Regions from separate parts of the Homo sapiens genome. Here region 2 is linked to region 1. A link is a loop called in an ENCODE intact Hi-C map of the cell type or tissue named here. Cell type or tissue: heart left ventricle. All regions are shown on one strand. Links, peaks and the distances in the headings refer to the core of each region. The heading gives the core; the rest is flanking DNA. Region 1 holds the start of LOC105377668 (a long non-coding RNA gene). Region 2 overlaps SPMAP2L (sperm microtubule associated protein 2 like).

Region 1 (10,416 bases), core at 1,203-9,202:
TGAGGTTTCACCTTGTTGGCCAGGCTGGTCTAATGTTCTTTAAAAGTGGCATAGTAATTATAGTTGTCTCAAGTAAATGGTGAGAAGAAAGTTCAACAGTCTATGGAGAGTTCTAGAATAGAAGCTGCCCAAGGATGGAGATCCTCTAAGTCTTGCTCATCATGGTATTTTCAGTGCCCAGAATAGCACCTAGCACAGTGCATATTTGTTGGTTGAGGACATGAAAATACAGCTTAGGAAGCTCACAAAATAATGACAACAAAACCACTAACCTCCATGAATTTCCTTCCTGCAAGAACAGGCAAGATAACTCAAACCAGAAATCCCACACACCACAAAGAAAACAACGTTTTGACTTGCCCAACAGTGAATTTCATTTTTTCCTATGTTACTCTGAAAAAGATAACAATGCTTCATGCCCAGAAGATTTTGAACAGTTCCAGGAGCATACCTTAAACTGGTTTAGATTCTTCTTTGTTATTTAATTAATTAATTTATTTGAGATGGAATCTTGCTCTGTTGCCCAGGCTGGAGTGCAGTGGTGTGATCTCGGCTCACTGCAACCTCCACCTCCCAGGTTCAAGCAATTCTCTTGCCTCAACCTCCCGAGTAGCTGGGATTACAGGTGCCCACCACCAAACCCTGCTAATTTTTTGTATTTTTTAGTAGAGACGGCGTTTCACCATATTGGCCAGGCTGGTCTTGAATTCCTGACCTCGTGATCCACCCCCTTCAACCTCCCAAAGTGCTGGGATTACAGATGTGAGCCACCGTGCCCGGCCCTTTTTTTAATTTTAAAAATTATTCTTAATTTTTGTAGAGATGAGGCCTGGCCATGTTGCCCAGGCTGGTCTTGAACTCCTGAGCTCAAGCAGTCCACCTGCCTTGGCCTCCCAAAGCTCTGGGATTACAGGCATGTGCCACAGCACCCGGCCCTGCCTTAGATTTTTTTAATGACAAAAAATCTTTACGTCTGATCATTCACTCATTTATGTCGTACACACTTACAGATATCTACCATGTGATGAGCATGGGGTATACAATGACAAATGACCCTTAGCTCCTGTACATGCAGAACTTATAGGATCATTCTTTTTTCTCTGAAAAGCAGAACAACTCTCACTTCTGAAAACCAAGAATCTGATGTCTGCTGTAGACTTTTAAGTTCCATGAGGTTAAAACCAGTATTTGTTGTGTTCCCTACTGAATTCCCAGCACTTGGCACAGTGCCTGTCACACAATAAAAACCTAATAAGTACTCGTGGGCGGGCTTACTGAAGTCAGTTTCATTCTGATGGCTTCTGCATTCTGTGGCTAGATTTACAATGGCAAGAGTATTTTGGACAAAAGGAGAAGCTGAGCTTCAGGCAGCAAAGCAGGTGGCAACAGTTAGATATAAATCACTCTCATTCAACCTTCAGGGGAGCCACTTCCTCACTATGTCTTGGAGGTGAGCTCACCCAGGCCATAAACCTCAAAAAAAGGGGACCTATGTCTTAGTTTATTGAACATTTATTTGCTGAACACTGTGTGTGTGTGTGTGTGTGTGTGTGTGTGTGTGTGTGTGTGTGTGTGTATGTTTCAGACGTGGTCTTACTTTGTCACCCAGGCTGGAGTGAAGATTACAGCTCACTGCAGCCTTGACTTCCCAGGCTCAAGCAGTCCTCCTGCCTCAGCTTTCCAAGTAGCTTGAACTACACGCATGCACCACCATGCCCAGCTAACACTTTTTAACTTTTTTTTCGTAGAGACAGGGTCTTGCTATATTGCCCAGGCTGGTCTTGAACTCCTGGGCTCAAGCGATCCTCCCATCTCATCCTCCCAAAGTGCTGGGATTACAGGCGTGACATGCCGCACCTGGCCAACACTATTTGTTTTTAAGAAAGCACTTTGTGGATGTGAAGAAAGTTCAGCCATTGTGGAAGACAGTGTGGGGATTCCTCAAGGATCTAAAACTAGAAATACAATTTGACCCAGCAGTCCCATTACTGGGTATATCCAAAGGATGATAAATCATTCTACTATAAAGACACATGCACATGTATGTTTATTGTGGCACTATTCACAATAGCGAAGACTTGGAACCCAAATGTCCATCAATGACAGAATGGATAAAGAAAATGTGGCACATATACACCATGGAATACTATGCAGCCATAAAAAAGGATGAGTTCATGTCCTTTGCAGGGACATGGATGAAGCTGGAAACCATCATTCTCAGCAAACTATCACAAGAACAGAAAACCAAACACCACATGTTCTTACTCATAAGTGGAAGTTGAACAAGGAGAACACATGGACACAGGGAGGGAAACATCACACACTGGGGCCTGTCAGGGGGTGGGGGGCTAGGGGAGGGATAGCATTAGGAGGAATACCTAATGTAGGTGACAGGTTGTTGGGTGCAGCAAACCACCATGGCACGTGTATGCCTATGTAACAAAACTGCACGTTCTGCACATGTAACCCAGAACTTAAAGTATAATTAAAAAAATAAAAACAACAAAAAAAGCATTTTGTTTTATTTGTCTTTATTATTTATTTATTTTGAGACGGAGTTTTGTTCTTGTTGCCCGGGCTGGAGTGCGATGGTGCAATCTTGGCTAACTGCAACCTCCATCTCCCAGGTTCAAGGGATTCTCCTGCCTTAGCCTCCTGAGTAGCTGGGACTACAGGCACGCGCCACCACGCCCAGCTAATTTTTGTATTTTTAGTAGAGATGGGGTTTCACCACGTTGGCCAGGCTGGTCTCGAACTCCTGACCTCAAGTGATCTGCCTGCCTCGGCCTCCCAGATTGTTGGGATTACAGGCGTGAGCCACTGCACCTGGCCTTTTTTATTTTTATTTTTAAATAATAGACATGGGAGTCTCACTATGTTGCCCAGGCTGGTCTCAAACTCCTGGGCTCAAATGAGGTTTCCACCTTGGCTTCCTGAAATGCTGGGGTTACAGAAGTGAGCCACCACATCCAGCCATGGAGTTTTCTTCCCATAGAATTAAAGTGATCTCAGCATAAAAAAAATTGAGAACCCATGTTCCAGGGCTTCTTTCACCTGTCCCTCTCTAAACTCCTAGTTGAGATCAAATTCCGGCTCATACTGAAATGTCCTCTCTTAGTCGCAGGGTCTTCAAAGAAAATAAAGCATCAGACAAAATATTGAAACCATTAAGCTTCCTTCTACCCCATTCCAGTTCTCATCCACAGTTACTCTCTGACATCATACAACTATGTTTATATTGTATTGTATAAGCATTTAACTGACACACACAATGAATAAAATACAGAAGAAAAGGAACTTGGGGAAGCAAAGACCTCGTTCTCACCTCCTTCTATAATACCCAGATCTAAGCCTCTGTTTCTATATTCTCCATGGTGAGAGGAAGCAACATACCTACACAATATTTAGCAATATGATCAATCACATGTGAAAGCAGTTGCCAATAACGGGACCATTTAGACTGCCAAATTACATAATTGACACATTCTCTCTTTAAAGCAGGGAGTTTTATTTTTCTGTGTTGAAAATGAGATAATATTTAATTTAATGAGTGTCTATAGTTGCATTCACTGCAGTATTTTTTTTTTCGAGACGGAGTCTCATTCTGTCGCCCAGGCTGTAATGCAGTGGCACAATCTTGGCTCACTGCAACCTCTGCCTCCCAGGTTCAAGCGATTTCTGGCTAATTTTTCTATTTTTAGTAGAGACAAGGTTTCACTATGTTGGCCAGGCTGGTCTTGAACTCCTGACTTCAAGTGATCTGCCCGCCTCAGCCTCCCAAAGTGCTAGGATTATAGGTGTGAGCCACCATGCCTGGCCCACTGGCCCACTACAGTCTTCTTTTTTTTTTTTTTTTTTTTGGAGTCTCACTCTGTTGCCCAGGCTAGAGTGCAGTGGCGCAATCTCGGCTCACTGCAATCTCTGCCTTCCTGGCTCAAGTGATTCTCCTGCCTCAGCCCCCTGAGTAGCTGGGATTACAGGCGCGCACCACCATGCCCGCCTACTTTTTGTATTTTAGTAGAGACGGAGTTTCACCATATTGGCCAGACTGGTCTCGAACTCCTGACCTCGTGATCTGCCCGCCTTGGCCTCCCAAAGTGCTGGGATTACAGGCGTGAGCCACCGAGCCCGGCCAAAACCCGCTCCAGTATTCTTAATCCATAGTATTGAAACTACAGGCACATTTTATGAGGGCCTATGATCTAAAGTGCTATCCTTTATGTTTTATATTGTTTAAGAGAGAAACATCAACTCTGTTTCTTAGTATTCTAGCAGATTCAAAAACTGGTTTTCTTACTGTGCAGGGGATCGTGTTTATGTGACATTTATGATAAAATTAGGTTTCATAGTTTTTGTGGCTTTTCTTCTGTCCCCAAGTAAAATTAGATTTCCTTATACGTAGAAAGAAAAAAAATTGGGGGAGGAAATACATTAAAACATTAATGAAATTAAATAATCATACTCAAATTTTCTTCAAGGAGTATACACTATTTTGCTAATTATAATAAAATGGGTCTTATTAAAAATCAGAGTGGGGGAGAGGAGGAAGAAAGGTCTGATTTTAAAAGCCATGAGATGAAGGCACGAGTCAGAAAGAGCCCAGCAATAATCTCTTACAGATCATGACCAAAAATGCTTCCTGGCCAGTGTGGAGACACCAGGGGGCAGTGGCTCCCTGAGAACTGCTGCTGCTCCCAGCTCAGGCGGCTCAGCCTGCAGTCTACGATTCATCGATTCATCGTCACCAAACTCGGGAAAGTTACGTTGCACTTACATGCTGCTTCCGAAGGCTCTTATGCTTTGATTTCTTGAAGGCACCGTTTCTGTGAATAAAACTGAACGATGGTCCGGCGGGGATTAGCATGTAGTTGAGGACCTGGGTGAAAAGATGGGAAATAAAGACAAACCGAAACCATTTTGCCTTCTGGAGTAGGAGTCCAGGAAAGGGATTTGAAAAGCTGCCACGATAGGGTTCAAACTTAGCGGTCCAGGTTGACCTAGTTCCCACAGCCATCAGGAAGAGGGGCGTGCTTCTCTATGGGCAGCAAGTTGAGGAGGAAGTTCCCACTCTTCTTCTCCAGCTTTTCTGCCTCAACACTGCCGCCCCCTGTCCCTCCCCCAGTTCACAATCTTTCATTCTGGCTAAAACTTCTGCCTTTATGCATTACTTCAGGCAATGCATATAACATTCTATCTTTGCTTGGCTATACTGTTTACAAAGTTGTTTATACTTTATAAACCATTTTCATGCGTGTTTTCCACCCATGATTTGAAATGGTTTGGGCTTTCGACTCCCACGTTAAAGACCTTCACTATATTGGAAATAAGTACACCCTAAGTGACTAAAGCTAATACTAGAAACCACTGGATTACTGGACCAAGCCCTAATGACATCGCATTGGCCTGAGAACACTGACCAGGCTGCTGGCTAAAGCTCCTGATGTGGGCAGCGTGGAAGGTCCAGGATCTCAAATACGGAGTTTGGCAGCGAATTTCTTTCTGAAAAGGAAGAGCAAGGCGACACTGTAGAAGCGTTTTCTATTCAAAGACTTTCACAGGCATCTGTGCACATCAAATCGGCAATGAATACGTGTGAGACAGATGACCTTCATTTTCAATGTGGTTTGGAGGTCTTTGGAAGAGTGAAGAATTCCTTTGTTTGCCACAGGTGATTTATTAGGGAAAGTTGTCTTTCTAAACCATATATTTTCAAAAGTTGCAACAAGTCTTACTCATGCAGAAAAATCTTTCAAAAGGAGCATTTGCTACAGAGTTTTTAGGGTAGTGTGGTTTTACACACTAAATAAATGCTTGTAAATATATTTGGGACTTGTAATCAACAGTACCTTTGTTTCCTTTCTTTGCAGTGGATTTGGTGGCTACTGTTACTGTTTTCTTCCTTTTCTTTTTTTTGAGACGGAGTCTCACTCTGTCACCCAGGCTGGAGTGCAGTGGCGCAATCTCAGCTCACTGCAACCTCTGCCTCTGGGGTTCAAGCGATTCTCCTGCCTCAGCCTCCTGAGTAGCTGGGATCACAGGAATGCGCCACCACACCCAGCTAATTTTTGAATTTCTAGTAGAGACAGGGTTTCACCATGTTGGCCAGGCTGGTCTTGAACTGCTGACCTCAAGTGATCTCCCCGCCTCGGCCTCCCAAAGTGCTGGGATTACATAAACAACTAAGGTGCTGAAAGGATTTAGTTCTCAGTGCTGCTGAGCCAGGAGCTTCTCATTTAGACTCTGTTGGGGAAAAAAGCTGGTTCCCAAGTACGTGGCAGCACTTAGGTGGTTTATTATTTGTTGAGCACCAAAGATGTGCTCAGTCCAGTAGGAAAATCACACACAGTACCTTCCATGCCTTCTATAAGCCCGCCTTCCCAGGCATCTTGGCTCACATCAGACAAAGGAGAATAAAATAAACAATTTAGCCAGGGCACAATGCGAAGCCTGGAAAATTGTTTTTTAAATAGAAACTAAATAAATCACAAAATAAATCACAGTACCTTGGACATATTTTATACATTTAACCAGAATTTTGAGTTAATATTAGGTCTATAAAATGGTAGTTAGTAAGGCTAGGATAAGCAATTTCTCTCTGCACACTTTCAAGCTGATTCTTTCTTGTGGAACAGATGTTGCTTCCACCTTCCTCAACTATCTCTATGGCTCCTGCAAAATGTATTTAATATATCCCACTGACCTACCAATGTCTGAGCCTCCATATTTCATCAGTCTTTTAATAAATGGTTGTCTTCTTCACATTCTTCTTTTAACATGCAAATGTCCTATAGAAAGCTAATATATTAAGTTTTTAACACAGGGATGGCAAATTCTAGGCAAGTTCCCAGGCATGCTGCCAGTTGACAGCAGGTGTTACTAATCTATCATCGCATGCTTTCTCACAGAGTCTGGAATTAGCCTTAGAATCCTCAAGGTGGCCGGGCATGGTGGCTCATGCCTGTAATCTCAGCACTTTGGGAAGCCGAGGCAGGTGGATCACCAGAGATCAGGAGTTTGAGACCAGCCCAGTCAACATGGTGAAACTCTGCCTTTACTAAAAATACAAAAATTAGCTGTGCATGGTGGTGGGTGCCTGTAATCCCAGCTACTCGGGAGACTGAGGCAGGAGAATCACTTGAACCTGGGAAGTGGAGGTTGCAGTGAGCCGAGATCGTGCCATTGCACTCTAGCCTGGGCGACAAGAGCAAAACTCCATCTCAAAAAAAAAAAAAAAAGGCCGAGCACAGTGGCTCATGCCTATAATCCCAGCACTTTGGGAGACTGAGGCAGGTGGATCACATGAGGTCAGGAGTTCGAGACCAGCCTGACCATCATGGTAAAACCCAATCTCTACTAAAAAAAAAATACAAAAATTAGCTGGCCATAGTGGCTGGCACCTGTAATCCCAGCTACTCAGGAGGCTGAGGCAGCAGAATCGCTTGAACCCAGGAGGTGGAGGTTGCAGTGAACTACAACTCCAGCCTGGGTGACAGGGTGAGACTCTATCTCAAAAAAAAAAAAAAGGGAATCCTCAACACAGTGCTGCTGGCAGCCTATGCAGGCTAGTCAATGTTGGCATATGAGTAGAAGTCTATATGGTATCCCTCCCTACCTTAGCAGCATAATCTGGATGAGTTGATAATATATTATCTTCATGATCAGGGTTCCAGAAACCAGCAAACTGGATGATAAGGGCATAAGGAGGATAAATATTAAGGTCAATCTTGTTCTACATCACAATTGCATCCTAGGCTTTTTGCCTAACACACACACTCTCTCTCTCTCTCTCTATATATATATATATATATTTTTTTTTTTTTTTTTTTGGAGACAGAGTCTTGCTCTGTTGCCCAGGCTGGAGTGCAGTGGTACAATCTCGGCTCACTGCAACCTCCACCTCCCGGGTTCAAATGATTCTCCTGCCTCAGCCTCCCAAGTAGCTAGGATTACAGGTGCCCGCCACCACACCTGGCTAATTTTTTGTGTTTTTAGTGGAGACAGGGTTTCACCGTGTTAGCCAGGATGGTCTTGATCTTCTGACCTTGCGATCTGCCTGCCTCAGCCTCCCAAAGTGCTGGGATTACAGACATGGGCCACTGCGCCTGGCCACTCTATTTTAATGGCAGAAATAACAAACAAGGGTGGCAGAACTACAAAAGAATACTTTAGGAATATTTACTTTAAAATAGTGAAACATTTTCAGGCCTTTCTAAGTAACTAGCTGTCTTCAAATAGCTCATTCATCAAGGCTTGCACACAGATAGTCTTCTAACCCTAGGATAAGTGAAGCCCACACATAGTGGGCATGAATTGTTAAATGGGGAAGTGTTGAGGAGCTATTGCCAAGGGGAGTTGGATAGTGTCACCCAGAAAATAACAATGAAGTCAATATCTCCTGCACATTGCGGTAGACTTTCCAGGTACTTTGGATGAACTACTAGAATTTGTTCTCCTCTTGTCCCAAAGTCAGTGTACATGACCTCTCTGATATAAAAGCAGAGCAAAAATCACACAGAAAGAAAGAAGCCCACTTAAGAGAGTGGGAGCTACAGCTGGCATGTTACAGGAAGCACCTTGAAAGTGAACAAAGCTCTGATAGATAATAGCAGTAGTTACGGCTGTGAAAGTATAATCAGTCCTATCACCCCCCACCACCCAGAGTCAGAAGAGTTTACTGATGCTCTTGGGGGACAGGAAAGGCCCCCAGGAGCAGGGAGGCTGAGGTGGTCAGTAGTTGCATAAGCCCTGGCACGTAAGGGCAAGTTAGGGAACATTCATCTTAGGATTCTGTGGCTCCTTCCTTGCAAAGGGGAGAGAGCATCTCAAGGTGGGAGACAACCCCAAGAGCAGTGACGGCAGAGAGAGAGACGGCTGAGAGCCCCCAGCCTGAAAGAAGGCATTGTAATAGGCAGCAGCGCCTGTACAGAATGGTCGGTAGGGGAAAATGGGGAGGCGGCAGTGGTTGGCCCCTTGAAAAAGGGTCCAGCCTTGGCCTGGGTGTGCTCATGAGAACACCTGGGGTTCCCCAGAAGCGTGGAGCAGGGCCCAAAGCTCCTTTCCCTGCAGGCTTCTTTAAGGAGAAAAAGGCATTCAGGGAGCACTCTGGCAAGGTGTGCCAGAATTAGTCTTGAAGGCACAGCTAGAGCAGACAGGGCACCAAGGCACCATTAGTAGAGGAGGGGCAGCCTCTGATTGATTATACATGAAACAAATGCCCCTTTAACCTCATGGGGATTCTTGGAACTTGGGATGTACCTGTCATCTCTTTTTCTTTCTCTTTTAATAAAGTTGAGTTGAAAAACAAACCAAATTTAGTTATTATTGTATAACAGTAGCTTTCTTTTCTTTTCTTTTCTTTTCTTTTCTTTTTTTGAGATGGAGTCTCACTCTGTCACCCAGGCTGGAGTGCAGTGGCACGATCTCACCTCACTGCAACCTCTGCCTTCCAGGTTCAAGCGATTCTCTTGCCTCAGCCTACCGAGTAGCTGGGACTACAGGCGTCTGCCACCACGCCCGGCTAATTTTTGTATTTTTTTTTTCAGTAGAGATGGGGTTTCACCATGTTGGCCGGGCTGGTCTTTAACTCCTGACCTCAAGTGATCTGCCTGCCTTGGCCTCCCAAAGTGCTGGGATTACAGGCATGAGCCACCTCTCCCAGCCGATCAGTGACTTTTGAACTCTAGCTTGCAGCCGAATCATCTGGAGGGCACACACATTGCTAAGCTCCACTCCCAGTTTCTGATTTCATAGTTATAGAATGGGCTTGAAAATTTGTATTTTTAATGAGTTCCTTGGAGCTGCTGATGCTGCTGGTCAGGGAATACATAAGAACCACTAGCATAGAAAGTTTTCTGGACCATGGAATCCTTAGCTGAAAGATTCTGTAGACCAGATTATAATACAAGATAAGCAGCCCCTACCATAAAATAGTATCCTAACAAGGTACATTCCTGGCTAGGGCCTTGGGGTAGTTTGCTAGGGCTGTTGTAACAAAGTACCACGGACTGGATGGCTTAAACAACAGAAATTAATTTTCTCACAGTTCTGGAGTCTAGACATCCAAGATCAAAGTGTTCCGGGGCTGGTTTCTTCTAAGGCCTGTCTTGGCTCTGAAGATGGCCATCTTCTCCCTGAGTCTGCACATGGTCTTCCCTCTGTACCTCTCTGTGTCCAAATTTCCTCTTCTTCCTCTCTCTCTCTTTTTTTTTTTTTTTTTGAGACAATGTATCATTTTGTTGCCCAGGCTGGAGGGCAGTGGCACAATCATAGCTCACAGCAGCCTTGAACTCCGGAGCTCAAGCTGTCCTCCCATGTAGCTGGAACTATAGGCTCACACTGCCACACCATTTTTTCTAGAGGCCAGGAGCAGTGGCGCATGCCTGTAGTCCCAGCTACTCGGGAGGCTGAGCTAGGAGG
Region 2 (10,416 bases), core at 1,201-9,200, 260 kb after region 1:
ATCACTTGAACCCGGGAGGCAGAGGTTGCAGTGAGCCGAGATCACGCCACTGCACTCCAGTCTGGGGAACAGAGCGAGACTCTGTCTCAAAAAAAAAAAAAAAGAAAGAAAGAAAAGAAAAGAAAGAAAAGGACCTTATGACAAAGGGAAAGCCTAGGAATGTCCTTTTTGAAAACCCCAAGGTAGACCCACGTCAAATGAATCTGCCCCATCCAGATTGGCTGGCCTATTAGTTTAGGTCTGTGAAAATAGTACTATAACTATGTCTTACCATTTCCTTACAAAGTCACAGGAAACAGGATTTGCTAAAAGAAAACAAAAGTAAAAGCAAAAATTAGATTCAACAGGAATCAAAGATATGATTAAGATAGCATCACAAATTAAAAGAGAAAGGAGTTAGAAAAAAATATTTGGGGAAATGGCCAACTGAAATATATCATAGTATGTACCAAAATAAACCAAAGGTAAATCAAGGAGTTAAGTATTTTAAAAACTGAATTAGAGGAAATAAGAGAATATCTACTTGATCCCTGGATTTTAATCTTCTAGAGTTAAAGCTGGCAAAAGATATAAAGGACAATATAAATAGATTAAAATACTTAAAATTTCTGTGTCAAAAATTAAACCTTAAAGATGACAGAAAAATTTGGAGGAATATTTGGCAATAAATATGATAAAGGGTTAATAGTCTTAACATTTGAAGAGTATAAATGTACAGATTATAAGAAAAACACTAAGGTAAGTGTCAAAATTAAATAGACAAAGGATGAGAACAGAATTCACATATGAAGATATATAAAGGGCTAATAACTAACATAAGTAAAAGTTCATCAGCACTACAGGAAAGGTAAAAAAAACAGAAAGAGAACGCTCAAACTTGCTTATAATCAAAACAATGCAAAAAATGAGATTTTTCTTTAAACTGGCAAATTGGCAAAATTTTTTTGCAAAGTATAAAGATGTTGGAAGGGTAAGATGAAATGAGTCCTTCTGTGCATTGCTGGTAAAAGTCTAAATTAGTATATTTTATGAAAAATAATTTGATAGTGTCAGTAATGTTTACATGTCTTAGTCCAATTCTATTTATAGAAATGGACCCTAAAGAAATAATTCAAGTGTGGGCAAAGATTTATGCAGAAAAATCTTCATTGTGGTATCTTTAACAGTGGGAAATTAGGTAATCCTGAAATGTCCAAAACAGAAGAAATGGTTAAGCTAATGAAAAATCTCGTTTATAAGCTGGGTTTTTTTGTTTTTTTGTTTTAATGTGGAAAAATGTAGGTGATCCCATAGGCCTTATAATGATGGATTGCTCCAGAGTCTTTTCTTGGGAGTTTTTAATCCCATCCAAGAGTTTTGAAATAACATTGTCTAGAATGTTTTTGGTAAAGAAAAGTGGGTGCGCTACAGCATCAGACAGACCTGGCTCAAACCTCAGTTTTGTTGCTTACTCCACTGTACAATCTTGGGTAAATTAATTTCTCAGGGATTTAGTTTTCCCTTCTCAGATAGGAGGATTAATAGGTCTGTGTAAAGATTACTGATAAACAGCCTCGTGCAGTGGCTCATGCCTGTAATCCCAGCACTTTGGGAGGCCAAGGCAGGCAGATCACCTGAGGTCAGGAGTTCGAGATCAGCCTAGCCAAGATGGTGAAACCCTGTCTCTACTGAAAATACAAAAATTAGCCACTCATAGTGGTGTGTGCCTGTAATCCCAGCTACTTGGGAGGCTGAGGCAGGAGAATTGCTTGAACCTGGGAGGCGGAGGTTGCAGTGAGCCAAGATTGCACCACCGCACTTCAGCCTGGGCAACAAGAGAGAAACAACTCCATCTCAAAAAAAAAAAAAAAAAGAGAATTAGTAATAAAACAAGATTAGTGTATACATGTACATCACTTACATATATATGTATAGCATCTTGCATATGGTAGATGAATGGTAGTTACAATTATTGGTTACAACTTCAGTGTATCAATGGCTTAAATAGAGCACTGTAGGAAACACAATTAACTATTCAACGAACTTGTGATTTGGCTCCTATAGGCAAGCATGGTGCCAGTATGGAGAGAACACAAATGACGAAGGTCTCTCTTCTCAAAAAGTTTACACTCCAGTGGGAGGCAGGCTATGAATTTAAACAAAAAAAAGTAAATGGAACTTTTAAATTCAGATATTTTCTGTTGTTCCAGACCTAAGGGAAAAGGGAGAGTAGTCTACAAAAATGTCCCTCACAGCCAGCCGTGCTGTCACCCATGAAAGTTGCAGCACTTATTCTATGGGCTTTTTATGTATTACCAACCTTGCCTTTCAGCTTTATGACCTGACACAGGTTAGAGAGTCAGTAAAAAACTGAATCAGTCCTAAAAGACCATCTATAAGTACTGATAATGTGAATGAATAACTCTTTGCTATTGCTCTTTCATACTATAATTTCTCCTATAGGTAAAGTTTTCACTCTTTATTTTAGAAAACACACTTTTGAGGTTATCTCACTAATTGGCAGGATGAAATAGCTCTCAGGTGGCTGTTGTTAGCTAATGTCCCAAGCAAAGCAGTGTTATAGTGGTTTCCAAATTTGTCCACAGATTAGAATCACCTGGAGATCTCTTACAAACTACAAGTCCCAGGCCACATCTCAGACCAATTAAGTCACAATCTCTGGGGAAGGGACACAGGCATCAGCATTTTTTGAAGCAGACAAGTTTGGGAACTGCTATCATATCATTTAATGGCTGAGACCACTGGCTCTGGAATCAGAGTTCCCGGAACGAAATTTTGGCTCTAACTTCTGATCTAAGGCAAGTTTATTTAGGCTCTCTGCAACTAAGTATTTTCACGACTGAGTTCTTGCTTCAAAAAGTTGTTAGAGGAAAGTTAAATAATACAAGGAAAGCACTCTGCACAGTGTCCAAAACACAGCACTATAAATGAAATCCATTATTAATTCTAAGAATTTAGGAATTAAGATTCTGCTTAAATTTCTGTGAATTAAAAAAAATGTGGCTGGGCACGGTGGCTTATGCCTGTAATCCCAACACTTTGGGAGGCCAAGGCAGGTAGATCACCTGAGGTCAGGAGTTCAAGACCAGCCTGGCCAACATGGCGAAACCCCATCTCTACTAAAAATAACAAAAATTAGCTGGGTGTGGTGGCGGGCGTCTGTAATCCCAGCGACTCAGGAGGCTGAGGCAGGAGAATCGCTTGAACCCAGGAGGCAGAAGTTGCTGTGAGCCGAGATCATGCCATTGCACTCCAGCCTGGGGGACAAGAGCGAAACTCCGTCTCAAACAAACAAACATAAACAAAAATGTTTAAGTAATTGTTAAGGAAGTGTTTACTATTAAGGGTTCCAACTGCTTTTTTTTTTTTTTTTTTTGAGACAGGGTCTCTCTGTTGCCCAGGCTAGAGTGCAGTAGCGCAATCATCACTCACTGCAACCTCCACCTCCCCAGTTCAAGCGATTCTCGTGCCTCAGTCTCCCGAGTAGCTGGGACTACAGGTGTGTGCCACCAAGCCACGCTAATTTTATTTTTTGTAGACAGGGTCTCACTATGGTGCCCAGGCTGGTCTTGAACTCCTGGGCTCCAGCAATCCTCCTACCTTGGCCTCCCAAAGTGCTGGGCATGAGTCACCACACGTAGCCATGAAAATTATTAGTAAAATGTTAAACCTACTTTGTAAACATGTACTCACATGTATTTTCATTGGTTTATGTGTTTCTACCCTCCCTTCATTTCTAAAAGGATTTGAGGTTGCTTACATAAACAGACTACAATAGGATATGTCTGTTTTTAGATGAAAAACTCAAGGAAAGAGAAAAATAGTCAGGAGAAGGGTAAGAAAAATAAGGGAAGCATAGATAATAAAGCCTAGCATAGTTGTATCAGAGCTTTCTACCAGGGAAAGAAAGACACCAGCTGTTCCTAACAGTGGAATCTTTTAGGAGGAGGGTGGAGCAGGGGCTTCATCACCATGTATTTCTTTCTTGTGTTTGTTTTCTCTCTCATAGATTAGTCAATCACATGCAAATGTCAGTAGCCCGGCCGCAGACTAGGATTTACACTGACACAGCTGCGCCGGGCGGGTCTGTGTGGACAGCATTGTCCTCAGTGGTATAGGACAGGCTCGATGGCCCCGGGCGTGCTGGCCACCACCTTGCGGACAGTCGTCTCGGGGACACAGAAGCGCAGCCTGCGATGGGCTTTCCTGTTGAGAATGCTGCCGTTGCTGAGCTTTCTGGTCAGTGTTGCAGAGGATGACGTAGTTGTGCAGGTCCACAAGCGGGTCTGGAACTGCTCCACAGTCTCCCTCCCGCCCTCGGGCCAGGTGGCGCTCCAGACGGCGGAGCCAGAGCGCGTGCGGCCGGCAACCAGGCCACCAGGGGGCGCAGGTTGGCAGCGGCTGGAGGGCTGCGGGGCTCGGCCTAGCGGAGCCCAGCAACTCGAACTGCGACACAAGTTGAAATTTAAAAAAAAAAATCTCTCGGATGAGGTCTTAACTGGTGTTATACAAGGAGCAACATAATTATAAAACGTTGGTGGAAAGCCAAATAGAACCCTATTTTTTTTACGTTTTTTCGCCTCTTCAAAGTTTATTCCTGATTTGTGTTGCATGAAACTAAGTTAAAAAAAATAGTTTCCAGTGAAGTACTATAAATGACTGAGTATGAGGCATGATTTTCCCCAAAAAATTATTCTTCAGTAAAGGTTACCGTATATGCAAGCTCTTAAAAGAACCCATCTTAAGAGGTGCTTTCTCAATTGCTTTATTTTCTCAACAAAGAACTGGGCAAGGAAAACGTATTGGGGCCGGGCACGGTGGTTCACACCTGTAATCCCAGCACTTTGGGAGGCCAAGGCGGGCGGATCACTTGAGCTCAGGAGTTCGAGACCAGCCTGGCCAACATGGTGAAATTCCATCTCTACAAAAAATACAAATATTAGCCGGGCGTGGTGGCTCACACCTGTAATCCCAGCTACTCGGGAGGCTGAGGCACGAGAATCACTTGAGCCCAGGAAGCAGAGGTTGTTGCAGTGAGCCTAGGTAGGGCCATAGCACTCCAGCCTGGGCAAGAGAGCGAGACTCCATCTCTCTCTCTCTCTCTCTCTCTCTCTCTCTCTCACATACACACACACACACACACACTCTCTCTCTCTCTCTCTCTCACATACACACACACACACACACACACACACACACTCTCTCTCTCTCTCTCTCTCAATATATGCTAGAATGGGAAAAGTACAGAGTTCTCCCTACCAAAATTAATAGGTTAAGCGAAGGAAAGGAATAAGAAATTCAAAACAGATTTAGTAATTATTCTTGGGAATATAATCTCATAATCCTAAATGCTAGGTGTTGTTCTAAAGCTTTAAACATTATTTTATTTATTTATTTATTTATTTGAGACAGAATCTCACTCTGTCACCCAGGCTGGAGTGCAGTGGCGCAATTGGCTCACTGCAACCTCTGCCTCCCGGGTTCAAGTGATTCTTGTGCCTCAGCCTGCCAAGTAGCTGGGACTACTGGTGCACACCACGACACCTGGCAAATCTTTGTATTTTTAGTATAGAAGGGGTTTTGCCATGTTGGCCAGGCTGGTCTCAAACTCCTGGCCTCAACTGACCACCAGCGTCTGCCTCTCAAAGTGCTGGGATTACAGGTGTGAGCCACCATGCCCAGCCCTAAACTTTATTTTAAAAAGCAAAACATGGCTGGGCGCGGTGGCTCACGTCTGTAATCCGAGCACTTTGGGAGGCCAAGGTGGGCAGATCACGAGGGCAGGAGGTCGAGACCATCCTGGCTAACACGGTGAAACTCCGTCTCTACTAAAAATACAAAATATTAGCCTGGTGTGGTGGCGGGCGCCTGTAGTCCCAGCTACTCGGGAGGCTGAGGCAGGAGAATGGCGTGAACCCGGGAGGCGGAGCTTTCAGTGAGCCAAGATCGCACCCCTGCACTCCAGCCTGGAGACTCCGTCTCAAAAAAAAAAAAGCAAAACATAAACACAAAACGCAATAAACCACATAGTGATTGTATTGTAAAGGTAAAAGTACACGTACAGGATGAATTTTTTTTTTTAAGTTCCTACTTTTACATGACATGAATGGGTTCTGATGGCTCGTGATAATTTCCAGTGACAACATCAAACACAGGTTCAAAGGGACCCTGTCTTACTCCTAACAAAATAATAGAATCTAATAAAATAATGGTATCTAGGCAGTGAACAAGACTGGTTGTTGAAACCATCTGGTGAAAGGTGGATTGGAACTAACGTTGAGGGATCAGGGCTGACCTCACCTGAACCCACTCATCAATCTTACATTCCCCACAAGTGGGAGAGCCAGAGGATGCGCCTTACTCAAAGTGTGATGCTAGAGGAAGAGCACGTTCAGCACCACCTATCAAAGAACCTTGCCAAAAATAATTTATTCTGAGTTGAAGCAAGCCTCTTAATCTGCAATATGGGATATTTTACCGAATTTTCCTGACAAATAAATGGTGTTTCTAAAAGGGAGAGAGGACAAGGTCTATTGATGAAGAATAACAGAGACAAACAGACTGTAGGGGAGAAAACATAAGTTATTTTCTTCCCCTTTTTAAGATCTTAGTTGAGACACTCTCCTAAAAAAAAAAAAAAGGTAAATTAACAAAAGAAAAACAAGCAGAAGTTTATGAACATGAGCCATACCCATCATGCAGGAGAGGTCTCAGTTCAAAAGTATTTCTCTCTCAACGCAGTGGTTTGGGGGCTTTGCTTAAATAGAATTTTAACAAAGAGCCATACATGCTATACAGTGGCCAGAGAAAGGAGAAAGCAGTTGTGGTCTTTTTAAAGTCAGGAAAATGTGGGAAGATAGTAAAATCTGTTCCCAGATTTCTCTGTTGCCTGCTAGTGCCTTCTCCAGTAAGGAAGGGTTGATGTCCCCGCCGCCAGGCAAACAGAGCCTGAGGCAGATCATTCCTCTGCGTTTTCATTGTCTTTTACTTAACATTCATCAGTATTTTGGTTTCCTTCAAGACCTAACTCCCAAATGCAATGTGAGGCTCTTGTTTAAGTCCTAATTTGAACAAATCAACTGTAAAAATATGTTTTTGAGACAATTAGGGAAACATGTATTTAGTGGGCATTAAAGAATAATTGTGGCAGGGCATGACAGCTCATGCCTGTAATCCTAGCACTTTGGGAGGCTGAGGTGGGAGGATCGTTTGAGATCAGGAGTTCAAGACCAGCCTGGGCAACCTAGGAAGACTCCATCTCTATAGAAAAAAGAAAGAAAGAAAGAATAATTGTAAATTTTGTTTGGTGTAATTATGACATGATAATTATGTGGCTTTTTAAAAATCCTTAGCAATTAGAGATGCATACTGAGGTATTTATGGGTAAAATGACATGGTATCTGGCAGTTTCTTTAAAACAAATTTGTCCTACAGGATGCCCAAAAATTAGGATTGGGGGGTGCCTAGATGAAACAATATTCAAAAACAGTGTTAATTATTGAAACTACGTAATGGGTACATAGGGGTTTATTATAACATACTCTATTTTGTGTATGTTAAGAAATTTCCATAATAAAAAAATATTTTACGTTTTTCTATCTCAAATAACTTAGAAATAAAAACAATGTGCCCTTAAAAAGTGTATTAAATTACTCAAAAAATGACTCTAGTGATGTCAAATATGCAAGTGAAAAAATTAATAAAACTGTTTTCCATGAAATCTGACATTAGGAATAAATATTTCTAAATTATACCATTTATTTTAATATGTTACTTTTATTTTTTAATTTAAATTTTTGTAATACAATTATAAACATTTGTCTATTTTAGCTCTATTTTTTAAAGTTTATATATTCAAATTGGCAAAAACATTTAAATGTCGTTATATTCAAGAATATACAGTAATTGCACTTTGGCAATATCTTGTTATATCAAATTAAGCAGTTATATTAAAATATAGACTCTCAACATTTGTTCATAGTGATTGGCCAGTCTAGCCACTTCATTTCACTAGAAAGGAAACAGACACACAGCTATGACGTAACCGAAAGTAAATCACAAGTTTCCTAACTCCTAGTCCAGTGCTCTTCGCAACAGAACCAAGTTTCCTCTTCTACTAAATGTATGCTCCAATTGAAATCCCCAGGATGCAACTGGAGCCATGACTCCTGGGCACAGCAGTGTTCAAACATTGACATTTCTTTGGGGACAGTAGGGAGGAGTTGACACATCCAATCCATCCTCATTGGCTGATTTTCCTGTAGTACAATTCCAGTATCACTTTCTGTCCCCAAAATGTTCCCCAGCCCACTCTTCCAGAGAAAATAGCAGCGGTGCTTCTTTTCTTCCATTTAAGGGGCCTGACCTATCTCGTCAGTAGTTCACAGGCTTTGGACGAACTGATGGGCTTTGGCTGTCTTTCTTTTCTTTCTTTCTTTCTCTCTTTTCTTTCTTTCTCTTTCTTCCTTTCTTTTCCTTCTTTCTCTCTCTTTCTTTCTTTCTTTTTCATTCACCACTGATCAGAAGGTATTATATGGCTTTTGTTTTGTTTTGAGACAGAGTCTCACTCTGTCACCCAGGCTGCAGTGCAGTGGTGCGATCTCGGCTCACTGCATCCTCTGCCTACCGGGTTCAAGCGATTCTCCTGCCTCAGCCTCCTGAGTAGCTGGGCTTACAGGCGTGCACCACCACTCCCGGCTAATTTTTGTATTTTTAGCAGAGGCAGGGTTTTGGCATGTTGGCCAGGCTGGTCTTGAACTCCTGACCTCAGGTGACCCACCTGCCTCAGCCTCCCAAAGTGCTGGGATTACAGGCGTGAGCCACCATGCCTGGCCCATGATATGGCTTTGAATGCCGGTCCTCCACTATATGCATGGAGACAACATGCCAAGTCTCACATTCTTCATCTGTAAAATGGGGATGCAAATAGTACTTACTTCAAAGGGTTGTCTTAAGGATAAAATGAGATTACATTAAATATTTAAAACACTCAATGAACATAAGCTACTATTAATATGAGCTCAGTAACTCTTGAGTGAATCTAGAAAGTGTTCAGGAATGGCCATATGAATGACTTTTATGCTGACTTTACCCATTCATTTTAAGCTTTGGAATAGAGAAGGATAAAGAAACTTAAATCCCTGTCCAAGGTCATGCAGCTTACCTTTCAGGTAGAAAGACAGACAACAAGCAAGTAAATAACTTCAGATAGTGGTAAGCGCTGGGAAGGAAATAAATCAGTGTGATGTGGCTGGTAAGGCAGAAGGAGAGGGTGCCTACTTTAGGGAGAGAAGTCAGGGCCTTCCTGAAGTAGCATGGTCATGAGACTCTCTCTAAAAAGTTTTCAGACTCTGCTTTAGAAAACACTACATTAAGGCAGGCACGGTGGCTCACACCTGTAACGTCAGCACTTTGGGAGGCTGAGGCAGGCAGATCACTTGAGGTCAGGAGTTTGAGACCAGCCTGGCCAACATGGTGAAACCCTGTCTCTACTAAAAATACAAAAATTAGCTGGGTGTGGTGGTGCAGGCCTGTAATCCCAGCTACTCAGGAGGCTGAGGCAGGAGAATCGCTTGAACCTGGGAGGCAGAGGTTGCAGTGAGCTGAGATTGCACCATTGCACTCCAGCCTTGGCAACAAGAGCAAAACTCCATCTCAAAAAAATAAATAAGTAAAAAATAAAAAGAGGTTATTGTTGCCACTTAACTCAGAAAAATGAAGTGCTTGTCCTGTAGGATACTCCAGTACATTTTACTTTGTATGCTGTGGATGTGTTATTGTTGTAGATATATTCAGCCTCCCCAACCACAGAAATAGTTCTTCAAGGAAGGAATCCATGTCTTATTCATCTACAGCTCACTACCTACACCATAAACATAGTATGCGCTCAATAAAGTTCAGCAATAACAGTGATGATTAGGTGATGATACTATTGTTAGGTGATAGAATAATAGAACCGACTCTATAAATTTTTTAAATTTGGCACACAACCAAAATGCCATGTCTTAGTCATCTTTGCACTCCATAGGACACAGAAGAGTGACTTAGTAGTCGCTCAATAAATGTTGGATGAAGAAAAATCTTATTGAGTGAGTAGAGGCACGGGGATGTGCTAATTATTGCCCAATGTTTACACCACTTTTTGTAAATATTATATAAATATACTTAGTGTTTGTTGAGCTTTACTAAAGGAATTAATGTAAAGACTTACTGGAATTGACAAGGAAAATCTAGAAGACAAATTGAGAAGGTAGAAGGCTTTAAAGTAGTCTTTTCTTTTGTTTTGCTTTTTTGAGATGGAGTCTTGCTCTGTTGCCCAGGCTGGAGTGCAGTGGCATGATATTGGCTCACTGCAACCTCCACCTCCCGGATTCAAGTGATTCTCCTACCTCAGCCTCCAGAGTAGCTGGGATTACA

Evidence for each region. Peaks named below come from ENCODE experiments on the same cell type or tissue, not always from the same donor. Only the 100,000 strongest peaks of a DNase experiment are listed, where the experiment ranks them.
Region 2: a loop joins it to region 1, with 2.3 times the contacts of the local background. A loop is called at or near these places in 22 of 110 quality-filtered maps.

Annotation. Positions count from the first base shown.
Region 1 is chr4:56,794,585-56,805,000 of GRCh38, reverse strand. LOC105377668 (a long non-coding RNA gene) reads right to left here and starts at 10,079. Exons shown (of 3, transcript XR_941082.2): 1 at 10,041-10,079; 2 at 5,418-5,499; 3 at 4,084-4,876. It also overlaps the pseudogene RN7SL492P. RefSeq lists a silencer at 1,373-1,512. In heart left ventricle, for the core only: a CTCF peak has its summit at 4,664 (motif pointing right); a DNase peak (open chromatin) is centred at 4,680; H3K4me3 peaks cover 985 bases; H3K27ac peaks cover 557 bases.
Region 2 is chr4:56,538,679-56,549,094 of GRCh38, reverse strand. It overlaps SPMAP2L (sperm microtubule associated protein 2 like), which reads right to left. Exons shown (of 9, transcript NM_001256475.2): 2 at 272-305. Among named protein-coding and RNA genes, the nearest start is that of SPMAP2L, 13 kb to the right of the region's middle. RefSeq lists a silencer at 4,281-4,470. In heart left ventricle, for the core only: CTCF peaks have their summits at 4,148 (motif pointing left) and 4,371 (motif pointing right); a DNase peak (open chromatin) is centred at 4,354; H3K4me3 peaks cover 707 bases.